Regions from separate parts of the Homo sapiens genome. Here region 1 is linked to region 2. A link is a contact called in ENCODE Hi-C or POLR2A ChIA-PET data. All regions are on one chromosome and are shown on one strand. Each heading gives the region's core, a stretch centred on a gene start or an enhancer-like site at or near the end of the contact. The rest is flanking DNA. Distances are from core to core; before and after follow the strand shown.

Region 1 (7,059 bases), core at 4,116-6,615, 330 kb after region 2:
GACAGATATTTCTCATGGAATATTGGAGTGTTTTGATCAGAAGGAGGAAGGATGCTGGGTAGGGTCACAACCAAGGTCTGCTGCTGGTGGGAGAATGGAATACGCCCTCAGAGAAGTATGAACCAAGGGCTGTGGGAATTCAGAAGAGGGAGATGTCATGTCCAGCTGAGGGGGTCAAGGAAGGCTTCATGGAGGAGGAGGCATCTGGGCTGGGCCTTGAAGGATGACCAGAGTTTGGGCATTGGATCTCTTAGGATGGGAGGAAAGGGCATTGTGGGCATAGGGAACAATGTGAGCAGAAACCTGGATGTAAGCCAGAGAGAAGCAGGGGCTGAAGCCAGATGAAGGAAAGGCCTCGAATGCCAAGCTAAGGGGCATGGATTGAATTTGTGGAGCCAAGGATGGGATCATCAGATCTGAGCCCCTGGAAACGCATACTACCCACTCAGGGGCCCGGCTCCCCACCCCCACCCCTGGCCTGCTCTGGGTGCCCACAGATCCCTTTTCCTTTCGTTGAGCTCAGACAAGTCTGGAGTTTTCCAATAGAAATGCTTACTCAGAAATGGAAGAAAAGTGAAAACAGAAAGTGTGATTACAGACCTTAGCTTTCTCCTGCCAAAGTAGACAAGCTTGGTACCTGTGACAGTCCCTCTTCTCTGGGCTGAACCTGCCCTCTCCCCTCTGCCTGCTGAGCCCCAGGAGAGGCGGGGGCTGTGCTGGGGGTAGACAGCGTGCTCTCCCTGTGGGACCCTCAGGCTCTCCAGGGTCCATTCCTGCCCTGCCCTGAATAGTACTTTCTCTGCAGCTGCCCTGGCTCAGGGCAAGGGGGGGCACCCCCAATTCTCACCCCCTAAATTCCTCCCCGACCCTGGAGCCACACTGCTCTTATTATGTCACCAGGAGGTTTTTCCAAGACGTCTGCTAAGAATCAGGTGAAAATCAGCTGAAGGCTGAGTCTGCGCCAGTTCTCAGCCCCTGAAGGGTGGGTAGGGCCATGTCCCAGTCAAAGGTGTGGACTGTGGATTCCACCTCTGTTGCTAAGATGGGACAGAGAAGTCCCATAGCCTCCCGGAGCCTCAGTTTTCTCTTCTGCAATAGAGAACTAATAAGCTCCAGCTCGTAGGATTTGTTGGAGGATTAAACAGTATCCCAGAAGTCACTTACAGGCATGGGACATGTCTGCAGTACGTGGTGACAATGAGGATGATGAAGAAGAAGATAATGGAGATGAAGGAACCACCAGGAGGGGAGACATGGACCAGCAGGGTCTTTTACTTTGGATTGCTCTGAGGTGACACCAGGTGTGTGTGAGTCCACATTGACAGGCTGGGCAGATGGATGGGCGGGGGGTCAGGACGCAGCATGGGGGCTGAGGGCAGCACCATCCCGAACCACACTCCTGGGCTCTGAGCTCGCCTCACGCTGCTGGACTCAGGAGAACCTCAGCATGAACACTCATCATGTCCTCTAGCCTGGAGCTTCCCAAATTAAGGAAGGGGTGGCCTCTGGGTCATTCCAGAAAGCCCTGTGATTCAGACCGTGCCGATGTTACCCTGGGTGGACTCCCTCAGCCTCAGCCTCCCTCATCAGTTAGGGGATCCCAATCAGACTTTTTGGAGGTCAGAGGCTGCCAGGAAAGAGGGCTTTTAACAAGGTTTCTACAAACCTTGAGATTGCTAGAAAGGGCCTGATGGACGGGGTGGGGCAGGCGGGGAGAGGGGGGAGGGGGAGGAAGGCTCAGGTCAGGGGTCACCAGGCCTTAATGATCCCTCTCAGCAAACTAACTTGAGGATGTATTCCAATTGTATTTGCTTATTTATGTCAGGAACATAAACTATTGCATTAATATATTATGCCTATTATAAAAATACGTATAAAACGAAAATTTTAAGAGATATCAATAGGAAACAAGTTAAACAAATGACGTCCCATGCATACAATCAACTATGACTGACCTATTTTTTAAAATGATGTCTTATAACTCGATAATAAGAAGACAAACAACTAAATGTAAAGATGGACAAAACAACCCAGGCGTGGTGGCTCATGTCTGTAATCCCAGCACTTTGGGAGGCCGAGACAAGTGGATTGCTTGAGGCTAGGAGTTTGAGACCAGCCTGGGCAACATGGTGAAACCCCATCTCTACTAAAATTACAAAAACTAGCCAGGTGTGCTGGCAGGCGCCTGTAATCCCAGCTACTTAGGAGGCTGATGCAGGAGAATCGCTTGAACCCAGGTGGCAGAGGTTGTGGTGAGTCAAGGTTGTGCCACTACCCTCCAGCCTGGGCAACAGAGCAAGACTCCCCCACCGCCACCACAAAACTCCCGCTGCAAAAAAAAAAAAAAGATGAAAGACTCTAATAGACATTTTTTTCAAAGAAAATATATGGGCTGGCATGGCTCAGGATATTGTGACACATGCCTGTAATCCCAGCACTTCAGGAGCCGAGGCAGGAGGATTGCTTGAGGCCAGGAGTTTGAGACCAGCCTGGTCAACATAGCAAAACCCCATCTCTACAAAAAAAAAAAAAAATTAGCCGATATAGTGGTGTGTATCTATAGTCCCAGCTACTCAGGAGGCTGAGGCAGGAGGATCTTTTGGGCTCAGAAGCTCAAGGCTGCAGTGAGCTATGATTGTGCCACTGCACTCCAGCCTGGGTGACAGAGGAAAACCCTCTCTCTCCTAACAATAATAAAAAAGAATGGTTAATAAGCACACAAAAATGTTCAATTTCAATTTGTTATTTGAAAAATGCAAATTAAAACCACAATGAGATACCATTTCAAACCCACCAGGATGGCTATAATCAAAAAGACAGATAATAATAACAAGTGTGGTGGAGAATGTAGAGAAAGTGGAAGCCTCATACATTGCTGTTGGGAATGTAACATGATGCAGCCACTTTGGAAAACAGCTTGGCAGTTGCTTAAAAAGTTAAACAGAAACTACCCAAGAGAAGTAAAAATGTGGCCACACAAAGACCTGAATGCTCATAGCAGCATTGTACATTTTAAAAACCCTGTAAATCATCCAAATATGCAAAAGCTGGTAACTGGATAAACAAAATGTGAAATATCCATTCAGTGTAATACTACTCAGCAATAAAAAGGAACAAACTGGCCGAGCGCAGTGGCTCACATTCGTAATCTCAGCACTTCGGGAGGTCGAGGCAGGTGAATCACCTGAGGCCAGGAGTTTGAGACTAGCCTGGCCAACATGGTGAAACACCATCTCTACTAAAAATACAAAAATTAGCCGGGAGTGGTGGCGCACGCCTGTCGTCCCAACTACTCAGGAGGCTGAGGCACAAGAATCGATTGAACCTGGGAGGTGGAGGTTACAGTGAGCCGAGATCGCACCACTGCACTCCAGCCTTGGCGACAGAGTGAGACTCGGTATCAAAAAAACAAAAAACAAAAAGCAAAAAAGGAACAAACTTCTTAAATGAGCTACGACATAGATGAACTTCAAAAATATTATGCTCAGTAAAAGAAGCTAGACACAAAAGACCACATATTGTGTGCTTCCATTTATATGAAATTTCCAGAAAACACAAATCTGTAGAGAAAGCAAATCTGTCATTGCTGGAGCTGGGATGGCTGTGAGGATTCACTGCAGATGGATCCAACAGGACTTTGGGGGATGATGGCAATGTTATAAAACTGGCTTGTGGTGATAGCTGCCCAACTCTATACATTTAAAAAAAAACTGTTGAATAGTACATTTACAATGGATGTGTTTTATGTAAATTATATCATATCTCAATGAAGTTGTTAAAAAAAAAATGAGGAAGCTTGTTAGGTACTGGTTTAGAAAGGTCTCCAAGATTTTTTTTTTCTTTTTGAGACAGAGTGTTGCTCTGTCACCCAGGCTGGAGTGCAGTGGCATGAACTCTGCTTACTGCAACCTCTGCCTCCCAGGTTCAAGAAGCGATTATCCTGCCTTAGCCTCCCCAGTAGCTGGGATTACAGGCATCTGCCACCATGCCCAGCTAACTTTTGTATTTTTAGTAGAGACGGGGTTTCAACATGTTTGTCAGGCTGGTCTCGAACTCCTGACCTCAGGTGATCCACCTGTTTCGGCCTTCCAAAGTGTTAGGATTACAGGTGTGAGCCACCACGCTTGGCCTCCAAGGTGTATTTTTAAATGGAAAAACAAAGCACAGAATACGCTACCATTGGTTTTTTTTTTTTTTTTGGTGTTTTTTTTGTTTGTTTGTTTTTGTTTTTTTTGTGATGGAGTTTCGCTCTTTTGCCCAGGCTGGAGTGAAGTGGCACAATCTCGGCTCACTGCAACCTCCACCTCCCAGTTCAAGCGATTCTCCTGCCTCAGCCTCCGGAGTAGCTGGTATTATCGGTGCCTGCCACCACGCCCGGCTAATTTTTCTTTTTCTTTTTCTTTTTTTTTTTTGTGAGACAGAGTCTTACTCTGTCACCCATGCTGGAGTGCAGTGGCGCTATCTGCTCACTGCAAGCTCCGCCTCCCGGGTTCATGCCATTCTCCTGCCTCAGCCTCCTGAATAGCTGGGACTACAGGCACCTGCCACCACGCCCAGCTAATTTTTTTGTATTTTTTAGTAGAGACAGGGTTTCGCCATGTTGGCCAGGCTGGTCTCGAACTCCTGACCTCAAGTGATCTGCCTGCCTCGGCCTCCCAAAGTGCTGGGATTACAGGTGTGAGCCACCGTGCCCAGCCCCACTGTTTTTTTTTAAAGAGGAACAGGTGTGTATATATAGACTATTATGCAGATTTATATTTATATGTTTATACTTACACATGCCTATATGGATTTGCACAGACGCTCTGGAAGGATACACGAAAACTGGTGAGACTAGGTGTTTTGGGTGAAGGAAGTGGATGGCTTGCAGGCCAGGACTGGGAGAGTGACTTTTGTACCTTTAAATTTTTTCTTTTTAATTTTGGTAAAACACACATAACAAAGTTTACCATCTTAGCTATTTTTTAAGTGTACAGTTGAGTGGTGCTAAGTACATTCGCCTTTTGGTACAACCATCACCACCATCCATTTCCAGAGCTCTTTTCATCTTGCGAAACTGAAACTCTGTACCCGTAAAAGAACTCCACTTCCCCTCTCCCTAGGTTCCTGGCACCCCCGTTTCTCTGTGAAGAAGCCTGCTCCAGACACCTCATATAGTGGAATCACACAGTATTCGTATTTCTGTGACAAGCTGATTTCACGGAGCACAATGTCCTCAAGGTTCACCCATGTTGTAGCATGTGACAGAAGCGCCTTCCCTTTTAAGGCTGAATAATATATGCGTGGGCCACATTTTGTTTATCCATTCATCTCTCCATAGATATTTGGGTTGCTTCCACCTTTTGGCCAATGTGAATAATGCTGCTATGAACATGGGTGTACAAATATCTCTTCCAGATCTTTATATCTTTATTTTATTTTATTTGTCGAGACGGGGGGTCTCCCTCTGTCGCCCAGACTGCCCTCCAACTCCTGGTCTCAGGCAATCCTCCTGCCTCAGCCTCCCAGCGTGCCGGGGTTACAGGCGTGTGAGGCACCGCTCCCGGCCGCTTTACATTTTTAAAGCATATGAAGGTACTACCTATTTGAAAATAAATTTAAACGTAAAAGGAAGAAATACAAATAAATACAAATGGAAGGTGTACAGTTTCTTCCCATATCCCCTACCAAGGTCCCAGCGGGTGGGTCCCCCGCAGGGCAGCAGCCGGCTCGCCCGCGCAGGGGGTCCCTGCTGAGTCACGCGCAGCGGCTCAGCCCGGAGGTGCCCTCGCCTGCCCGCCGCCCACCCGCTCCCCGCCGATTGGCGAGGCCGCATTCCTGCGCGCTGCCCGCGGCCGTCCGGGTGACTCACGGTGCAGGCAGCTCAGGAACGCCCGCTCGCGGGATGAGGCTGCGGCTCGCCCGGCCACGTCCTGAGGCCTGCAGCCGCTGGTTTTCCTATTTGGAAACTCCTTAGACGTCTCCGCTTCCAACAAGCTGGTCTCCTCCCTGGCCCCCAGCAGGCAGGGAAGCCTGCGGAGGAAGCGCCCTCTCTCTCTGTGCGGGGATTCTCAGGCCTGATCTCCTAAGGAACCACGTTCTCCTCTCCTCAATTCCAGATTCCCCAAATGCCTGAAAACCGAGCTTACAGGATGGCGAAATCTGACCTGAACCAACCTGAGATTAAGTTGCAGTTTCACTTATCTGGCTGCACGTGAATACTTACATGTTTGCTGATGGAAAAAAAAAGAAAAAGAAAAAAAAAGTACATGTTTGATTACAAGAATGCGGTCCCAGGTACCCTGAGGGTGCCATTCTATACACGCACCAAATTGTTTCTAAAATCTAAAGAATTCTGAATTCCAAAGCACATCTGGCCCCAAGGTTTTAAGTAAGAAACTGTGGGTCTGTGTTATACCCATTTTACAGAGCAGCCCGGGCTCAGAGAGGTCAAGTCACAGCCGGAAACAAGCCAGTGGGTCTAAGCCCGAGTTCCTGTCTTCCTCACGGGGCTGCACACAAGGCTCTGCCTACCCTGTCTGTCCCACTCCCTCTCCTGTCCTTCCTCTGGGAAGCTCTCCTTGTCCACTACAGCCAAAGACATCATCCTTCTTGGCAAACGACCTTTCCCCTCCTGGGTCACAGAGCCAATGCCTACCACTTACAGGCAGTTGTTGGGAGACAAGAAATCTCAAGTGACTAAGCCCAGACTCAGGGCTCCAGCTCCCCAGGCCCTAGCCTTGGTTTGGCCACTTTTCAGCTGTGTGACCTTGGGTAGGTTACCTAGCCCTTCTGTGCCTCAGTTCCCGCATCCATAAAGGGGCATAATAATGATACCCCCAGCCAGGCGTGGTGGCTCACGCTTGTAATCCCAACATTTTGGGAGGCCAAGGCGGGAGGATCACTTGAGGTCAGGAGTTTGAGACCAGCCTGGCCAACATGGTGAAACTCCGTCTCTACTAAAAATACAAAAATTAGCCGGGTATGGTGGTGCGTGCCTGTAATCCCAGCTACTCTGGAGGCTGAGACAGGAGAATCACTTGAACCTGGGAGGCAGAGGTTCCAGTGAGCCAAGACTGT
Region 2 (7,628 bases), core at 1,865-4,364:
GGGGAACTGAGCCGCAAGCAGTGGCTCGGCAGCCACTAAGGCCGAGGTTTAGAAAAGTACCACTCTTGCCAAGAAGGAATGTGAGGGAAAGGCCAGGAGGCTGGGCGATGCTGGTGGTGTGACTTTGAGCTGGCGTCGTGGTTTGTGGCGTCCTCAGACCAAGCAGCGGCAGCACGGCACAAAGGTTGGGGCATGGCTTCTTCACACCCAGCTCCTCCACTCACATGTGCTGCAACCCCGGGCAAGCCGCTTGCCTCCCTGAACCTCAGTTTTCTCATCCATAAAATGAGGTTTAGGATCATAAGACTGCCTTGGCTGGGCGTAGTGGCTCACGCCTGTAATCCCAGCACTTTGGGAGGCCGAGGCAGGCAGATCATGAGGTGAGGAGATCGAGACCATCCTGGCTAACATGGTAAAACCCCGTCTCTACTAAAAATACAAAAAATTAGCCAGGCCTGGTGGCGGGCGCCTGCAGTCCCAGCTACTCGGGAGGCTGAGGCAGGAGAATCGCTTGAACCCAGGAGGCGGAGGTTGCAGTGAGCGGAGATTGCGCCCCTGCACCCCAGCCTGGGTGACAGAGCGAGACTCCGTCTCAGAGAAAAAAAAAAAGAAAAAGAAAATGCATCTGCAGTCCATGGTATGTTGCTTGATAAATGGTAAATATCCCAAAAATGGAAGTGAGGATAGTGATACAGGGTGAAAAGTAGGAGTTACAGTTCCACTGCAAGGCATAGAAAGGAAAAAAAAAAAGACTTTCATGAAATCATGTCCCTATTCCTCCAACCTCAGACTATCACACCATAAACTTTTAAGGAGTCATGGTGCATTTTCTGGAGTAAATGAGGTTACCATGTCTTGGACTTTGTTCCCAGGCTGGAAGCAATTAAATCAAAGGCCAGGTCTCTCCCACCCTTCCTTCAGCCTCAAATCACTTCTCCAGGACTGTAAAATCTGCCATAGGACTTTTTTTGTTGCCGTTAAGCAGCAGATTTACTGTCCTAATTACACTTTGCTTGAGCTTACACTGAAATGAGTTTGCCTCCCGTGAGGACACACCAAATGACAGGGGAGGCAGCTGCTTGGATGTGGCTGAGTTGGTGCCTGGCTTGGGGCAGCAGGGGACCAACCTAGAAATTGAAATCTGCCACTGCTCATTCTCACCCCGGAAAGCCAGAGGTGGAGAGAGGAAACTATCCACCACGGAGTCATCATCCAAATGGAGAGACCTAGCTACATTAATCAACTATTTAACAATCATTTCTAGGCCACGCACGGTGTTCACGCCTGTAATCCCAGTGCTTTGGGAGGTTGAGGCAGGAGGATTGCTTGAGACCAGGAGTTCGAGGCCAGCCTGGGCAATACAGCAAGGCTCTCTCTCTATTAAAAAAAATAATAATTTCTCCTCCATCTCTCTGAGGCTGGTGATCTCCCTCTAGGTCACAAAAAGGACAGGGTTCAGTTGTAAAAACAAACAAACAAAACAAACAAACAAAATGTCAGCCACTCAGCTGAAGCTTTGAAATAGAAAATCTAGAAAGAATTTTTTTTTTTTTAGATGGAATTTCACTCTTGTCGTTGCCCAGGCTGGAGTGCAATGGCGCATCTCAGCTCACTGCAACCTCCGCCTCTCAGGTTCAAGCGATTCTCCTGCCTCAGACTCCCAAGTAGTTGGGATTACATGCAGCCGTCACCATGCCCAGCTAATTTTTGTATTTTTAGTAGACATGGGGTTTTGCCAGGTTGGCCATGGCTGGTCTCGAACTCCTGACCTCAGGTGATCCACCCACCTCAGCCTCCCAAAGTACTGGGATTACAGGCGTAAACCACCACGCCAAGCTTCAAGAGCTTTTTTTTTTTTTTTTTGAGACAGAGTCTCACTCTGTTGCCCAGGCTGGAGTGCAGTGGTGTGATCTCGGCTCACTGCAAGCTCTGCCTCCCGGGTTCACGCCATTCTCCTGCCTCAAACTCCCGAATAGCTGGGATTACAGGTGCCCACCACCATGCCTGGCTAATTTTTTTGTATTTTTAGTAGAGATGGGGTTTCACCATGTTGGTCAGGCTGGTCTCAAACTCCTGACTTCAGGTGATCCACCCACCTCGGCCTCCCAAAGTGCTGGGATTACAGGCGTGAGCCACCATGCCTGGCCTTTTTTTCTTTTCTTTTCTTTTCTTGAGACAAGAGTCTCTCTCTGTCCCCCAGGGTGGCGTGCAGCGGTGCAATCTGGGCCCACTGCAATCTCTGCCTCCTGGGTTCAAGAGATTGTCCTGCCTCAGCCTCCCGAGTAGCTAGGATTACAGGTATGCACCACCATGCCTGGCTGATTTTTTTGTATTTTTAGTAGAGACGAGGTTTCACCATGTTGGCCAGGCTGGCTCAAACTCCTGACCTCAGGTGATCTGCCCACCCAGGCAGTTCTGATGTGTAACAGCGCTCAGGATAAATTCTAACTCTTCTTTTACAGCAGTGGAGACTGAGGACCAGAGAAGGGAGGGGACTTCCCACCAGCAGCTATTATCAAAGGCTGGATGCAGTTCAGGGCTCCTAACCCCTAGTCTAGACCCCTGCCTTTAATGTACTCAAGGAATGAAAAATTAATTTACCTTTAGACTAATGAGACAAAGTAAGGAAGATGAATCTGTTTGTAGGCAAATCGATTCAGAGCCAAAGAGAAATAATTTCTTGATTATCATACTGTTTTCTTCCTGCAGAATGGGGGCTGAGGGGGTGTGTGGACAATGGCCAGAGCACAGATGGAAATTCCAGCCTCCCGGGTTACCTAATGAGTATCCTCCCTTCTCAGTGCCTTGACCGAGTGTCTGTGGAAACAGACCAACAGCTGCTTGGCCTCCATCAGGAAGGCCAAGCGGACAAAGGAGCACACGCCCAGGGAGGCTCCGGGTCCCCAACTTAAAAGGGCCTTGACAAATAACAGCTGTTCCTGTCCAACAAGCCCCTCTGTAGCTCATTCCTTCACTGACCATCCACTGAGCATCTCTGTGCTCTGCAGGAACGGTGCCAGGGACCTCTTGGGTAACCAGAGGAAAACACAAGTCTTGCCCCTTGGGAAAACTGGAGAGCTAGATAGTACCAGATGAAAACATCTGAGAACAGAGCGCTGACAGGTAAGCAGGAATGGTCAGGTGGTGCTGGCCCTGGGCCTGCTGTATGAGTGCCTTCCCACTCACTTGGCTGCGCACAGATCTACTGGGATCTGCCAGGGAGGAAGTTGCAGCCCACGGTGCTCCCAAAGCTCAGCAAGGAGGAAATAGAGGCTTAGGTACCCAGCGGCCTCCAAGTCACACCTAGACCTGCCAGCAGCTCCCTGTCAGGCCCACATGAACAAACGACCACCTTTGATCACCTGTGTTCATGACCCTCTTTCTGCTCTGGTCAAGTCATCATTCTCCAGAATCCGATCTGGCTTCCCACATTCCACTGCCGCTTACACAGAGGCAGTACATTCCTCACAGCAAGTGCTAAACCTGGCTATAATCTGAATTTACTGCGAAACTTACAAAAGGTACAGACACCCAGGCTCCATCTACCCCAGCCCACTGAATCTGAATCAGCTAGGCCCAGAACCATGGCTAAAATGAAAGGCTGTGGACTGGAAGTGGAAAGTCCTGGGTCCTGGTCTCTGAATTCTGTGATAAAACTACCCATGTGACTGCAGGAAGTCTTCTCTCCAGCCTGGCCCAGGGTGGTAAGGACTCCATACAAGAAACAGCTGAGCCCCGGGTGCCTTCCCTCCTCTGAGCCTCAGTCCCCACACTTGTGAGTGAGAGGGGCTGGAGTTTCAGTGCCAAGAACGGTGCAGCTCCCCAGGGAGGCTGAGAGTCACACTGGTGATTTCTTCCTCCCCTTCAGTGGTTCAGAGCTCTCCTGGGAGTGGTGAATAAATGCTCCCCTGGGGCCAGGCGCAGTGGCTGTAAGGCCAAGGTGGGCGGATCACTTGAGGCCAGGAGTTCGAGACCAGCCTGGCCAACATGGCGAAACCCCATCTCTACTAAAAATACAAAAATTAGCTGGGCGTGGTGGTGCATGCCTGTAATCCCACCTATTCGGAAGGCTGAGGCAGGAGAATTGCTTGAATCTGGGAAGCGGAGGTTGCAGTGAGCAGAGATCATGCCACTCTGGACTCCAGCTTGGGCAACAAAGTGAGACTCCATCTCAAAAAAAAAAAGGCCGGGTGTGGTGGCTCATGCCTGTAATCCCAGCACTTTGGGAGGCCAAGGCGGGAGGATCACCTGAGGTCAGGAGTTCGAGACCAGCCTGACCAACATGGAGAAACGCCATTTCTACTAAAAATACAAAATTAGCCAGGCATGGTGGCGCATGCCTGTAATCCCAGCTACTCGGGAGACTGAGGCAGGAGAATTGCTTGAACCCGGGAGGCGGAGGTTGCGGTGAGCCTAGATTGTGCCATTGCACTCCAGCCTGGGCAACAAGAGCAAGACTCCATCTCAAAAAAAAAAAAAAAAAAAAGCTCCCCTGGCAAACCAAGGGATGACATTACTGTTGGTGGCCTGGGAATCTTCCTCCTCAACACCAAAAGCTGTTCACAGAACTGGCTTGGCTGGAGGCGGAAGGACAACACCAAGTCCACAGTAACAGAGAAGGAGCCAATGCACTGTGCAGGAGAAATGGAAGCTGGATTCTGGGACCAATCCCAGGTATGGGATTCATCAGCCAAGGAGGAGCCAGAAAGAAAAGCAAGCCTCTGATCCCAGGGAAGCCACACCCCATCCTTTCTTTCCCTCATTCTCCATGTCAGTGAAAGGCAGCAGGGTGCAAAGAAAAGGGCAAGGAGTTTGGGTTAGAGCTGGTGCCTGCGCTCCAACTCTGCAGTGAAGCTCTAAGGCCTGTGAAATGACGATCAGATTCTATTGTGCTCCACAAGTGGTGGGCTCTTTTGCATCGGGTGTCTCCAAATTGCCTCTCAGTTTTTACTTCTTGGGCCCAGTAGCCCCAAGAAGAATAAATACATTCAGAGAATGGTCTGTCTTAGAATCTCCTCTGGCAGTGTTTCTCTTAGGGAAAAATTAATGGGCTAAATAAAGCCCTACTGCTCTGGGAGGTCTGGCCAAGTTCTAATCCCACTAGGCCCACTCTGTTAGCCTAAGCCACCAGCACCTGTGCCCTGACCACTCCAGTAGCCTCATGACCTGACCCCCTCGTCCCGGCCTGGCTTCTCCCCAAGGTAGCCAGGGTCATGGCTTAAAGGAGTCATCTGATCATGTCACTCCCATCTAAAACCTTCACTGCCTTCTCCCGCCTCCTCCTGGCCCTTCACAGAGGTCTCCAGGCCCTGTGTGACTCCCTCAGTCACTCCCTGTCCACGATGCCTGGTGCCTGTCACACTGATCTTCCTTCTGTCCCTGAACATGCGGGCTCTTTTTTTTTTTTTGAGACGGAGTCTGGCTCTGTCGCCCAGGCTGGAGTGCAGTGGTGCGATCTCGGCTCACTGCAACTCCGCCTCCCGGGTTCACGCCATTCTGCTGCCTCAGCCTCCCAAGCAGCTGAGGCTACAGGCGCCTGCCATCATGCCCGGCTAATTTTTTGTATTTTTAGTAGAGACGGGGTTTCACCATGTTAGCCAGGATGGTCTCAATCTCCTGACCTCGTGATCTGCCTGCCTCAGCCTCCCAAAGTGCTGGGATTACAGGCGTGAGCCACTGTGCCCAGCCACATGCGGGCTCTTTTCGACCCCAAAGCCTCTGTGCTGGTGTTCTCTCTGCCAGACTCACCTCAGGGCTAACTACTCTTCAGTCACCCTGTACTGACTGTGTCAACCAATCAGACACCAGGCACGAGAAGGGGTGGTGGGGGGAGCAGGGGAGGGGTAAAACAATAAACTCACAGTACCAGTAAGTGTGGTGGTGGTAAGTGGGTAAGGGTATCAAGAGCAATGGGGGGCCATGCATGGTGGCTCACGCCTGCAATCGCAGCACTTTGGGAGGCCAAGGTGGGAGGATCACTTGAGCCCAGGAGTTAGAGGCCAGCCTGGGCAACAAAGCGAGATCCTGTCTCTTAAAAAAAAAAAAATAGCTGGGCATGATGGCATATGTCTGTAGTCTCAGCTACTTGAGAGGCTGAGATGGGAGGACTGCTTGAGCCCAGGAGTTGGAGGCTGCAGTGAGCCATGACTGTACCACTGCACTCCAGCCTGGGTGCAGAATAAGACCTGACTTAAAAAAAAAAGAGTGACAGGCACATCATTGTCTGACCCAGGACCTGAAGCAGCATGGGAGCAAGTCACATCCCCTTGGAGGAGCCTCATCCAATCCCCCAACCCAAATGATGCCCCTGCCATCTCTCACCACTCCCTTTACTTTCCCTCCTTTGGACTCGTCATGCTTTGGACTTTCATTTCTGTTCATGTGACTTTTTTTTTCTTCTTTGAGACAGGGTCTCACTCTGTCACCTTCTTCCCTTGGGACAGCTCAGGACTTATGTTGGAGGCAAATTCTGTTCCTTCTCATCCCCCATTCAACAGACCCGCCCCTGCGTGTGCCAGGCCAGGACCTGGCTCCCTCGGCTTGCAGCCCCTGTCCTCCTCCCCTTGCCGCCTCTCAGGATTTCACACTGGGGCCGCCTGACTAGCCAGACAGAACTGCTTTCCTAAGGGGGTGTATCTGTTTTGCACCAATGATCAATATAATCATTCATGAAAACGAGTCATTTCCTGCCTTGGGACCCAATTATTTCTCGAGGAACCAGTGGTTGCAAAAATATATTGTTTTCCAGTTAACTATTAAGTGCTATTTTTGTATACGGCTTCCCCACTCCTAATCTTTCATTATTGGTGAGAGGTTGCTGTTTAAACCTTCAAGTCCAAGTTCTCTTCGTGGGCTAGGCCCATTAAGCCGCCACCTCCTCCAGGCTGCCAGTTACCTGGAGAGAGCCACAAGGAAAGGAGCTGGCGTCTGCCTCCCTCTGTGTCCTCCCTGCTCCCTTTGCCAACACCAAGGGCAGGGAGGGGACAGGTCTCTCTTCTCTACTTGAGCACTCTCCAAGCACAAACCATCACTCCAGCTTTCATGAATGAGCAGGGAGGCTGTTTGGACTGGACTACTTTGTTGCCATTTATGCAAAAAAAGGATCACAGGGACTGCACATTCTCAGAGGGTTCAGAGTCAAAGGGACCTTGGTTGGGATTAGCTCTGTCCCTTAACTAGCTGTATGGCTGTAGGCAATTTAATTCAGCATCCTGAGCTTCTCTTTCCTTGAGTATAAAATAGGATTTGCGCTTGAACCTGGGAGGCAGAGGTTGCAGTGAGCTGAGATCGCGCCACTGCACTCCAGCCTGGGTGACAGAGTGAGACTCTGTCTCCAAAAAAAAAAAAAAGATCTGTAATGACTACTCATGGGGTCGTGTCAGGATTAAATGAGGTGACAACATAGGTCACAGTCACCTCATCTTCCCCAACTCAGTGTGTGACATGTCACAGCCACTGCAGTCTACTCCATTTGTAGTGTGATGGGTTACTTAAGGGTGTATGTATGTCCGCCACTTGAACCCTGCAGGCTGGGCGGTAAGCCAAGGCCATGGTGCCCAGCTGAGGAGCACGTGTCCCTGAGAACCCAAACATCCTAGGGCATAGCTGGGCACATACCAAGGAAAATA

The links. Hi-C counts contacts between places; a loop is a spot of excess contacts on that map. ChIA-PET counts read pairs that join two places held with the same protein, here RNA polymerase II (POLR2A). Pooled maps may share reads with other maps.
Region 1: a pooled map shows a loop between it and region 2 (2.5-fold over the local background). The contact joins two enhancer-like sites. A Hi-C loop is called at or near these places in 1 of 50 pooled maps. POLR2A ChIA-PET finds 5 or more read pairs at or near these places in 2 of 52 experiments (A673 and K562).

The regions. Positions count from the first base shown.
Region 1 is chr17:45,366,011-45,373,069 of GRCh38, forward strand. It overlaps LOC105371796 (a long non-coding RNA gene), which reads right to left and starts at 512. Exons shown (of 3, transcript XR_934786.3): 1 at 1-512. RefSeq lists enhancers at 5,209-6,408, 5,358-6,006, 5,753-6,047, 6,007-6,656. Within about 2 kb of position 5,366, at least 31 of the 41 ENCODE cell types and tissues checked have a DNase peak (open chromatin) inside an H3K27ac peak, as active enhancers do.
Region 2 is chr17:45,035,922-45,043,549 of GRCh38, forward strand. All of the region lies in intron 1 of DCAKD (dephospho-CoA kinase domain containing), which reads right to left. Among named protein-coding and RNA genes, the nearest start is that of DCAKD, 12 kb to the right of the region's middle. RefSeq lists enhancers at 1-123, 124-624, 4,134-4,768, 4,769-5,403, 5,404-6,038 and 1 more. Within about 2 kb of position 3,115, at least 6 of the 41 ENCODE cell types and tissues checked have a DNase peak (open chromatin) inside an H3K27ac peak, as active enhancers do.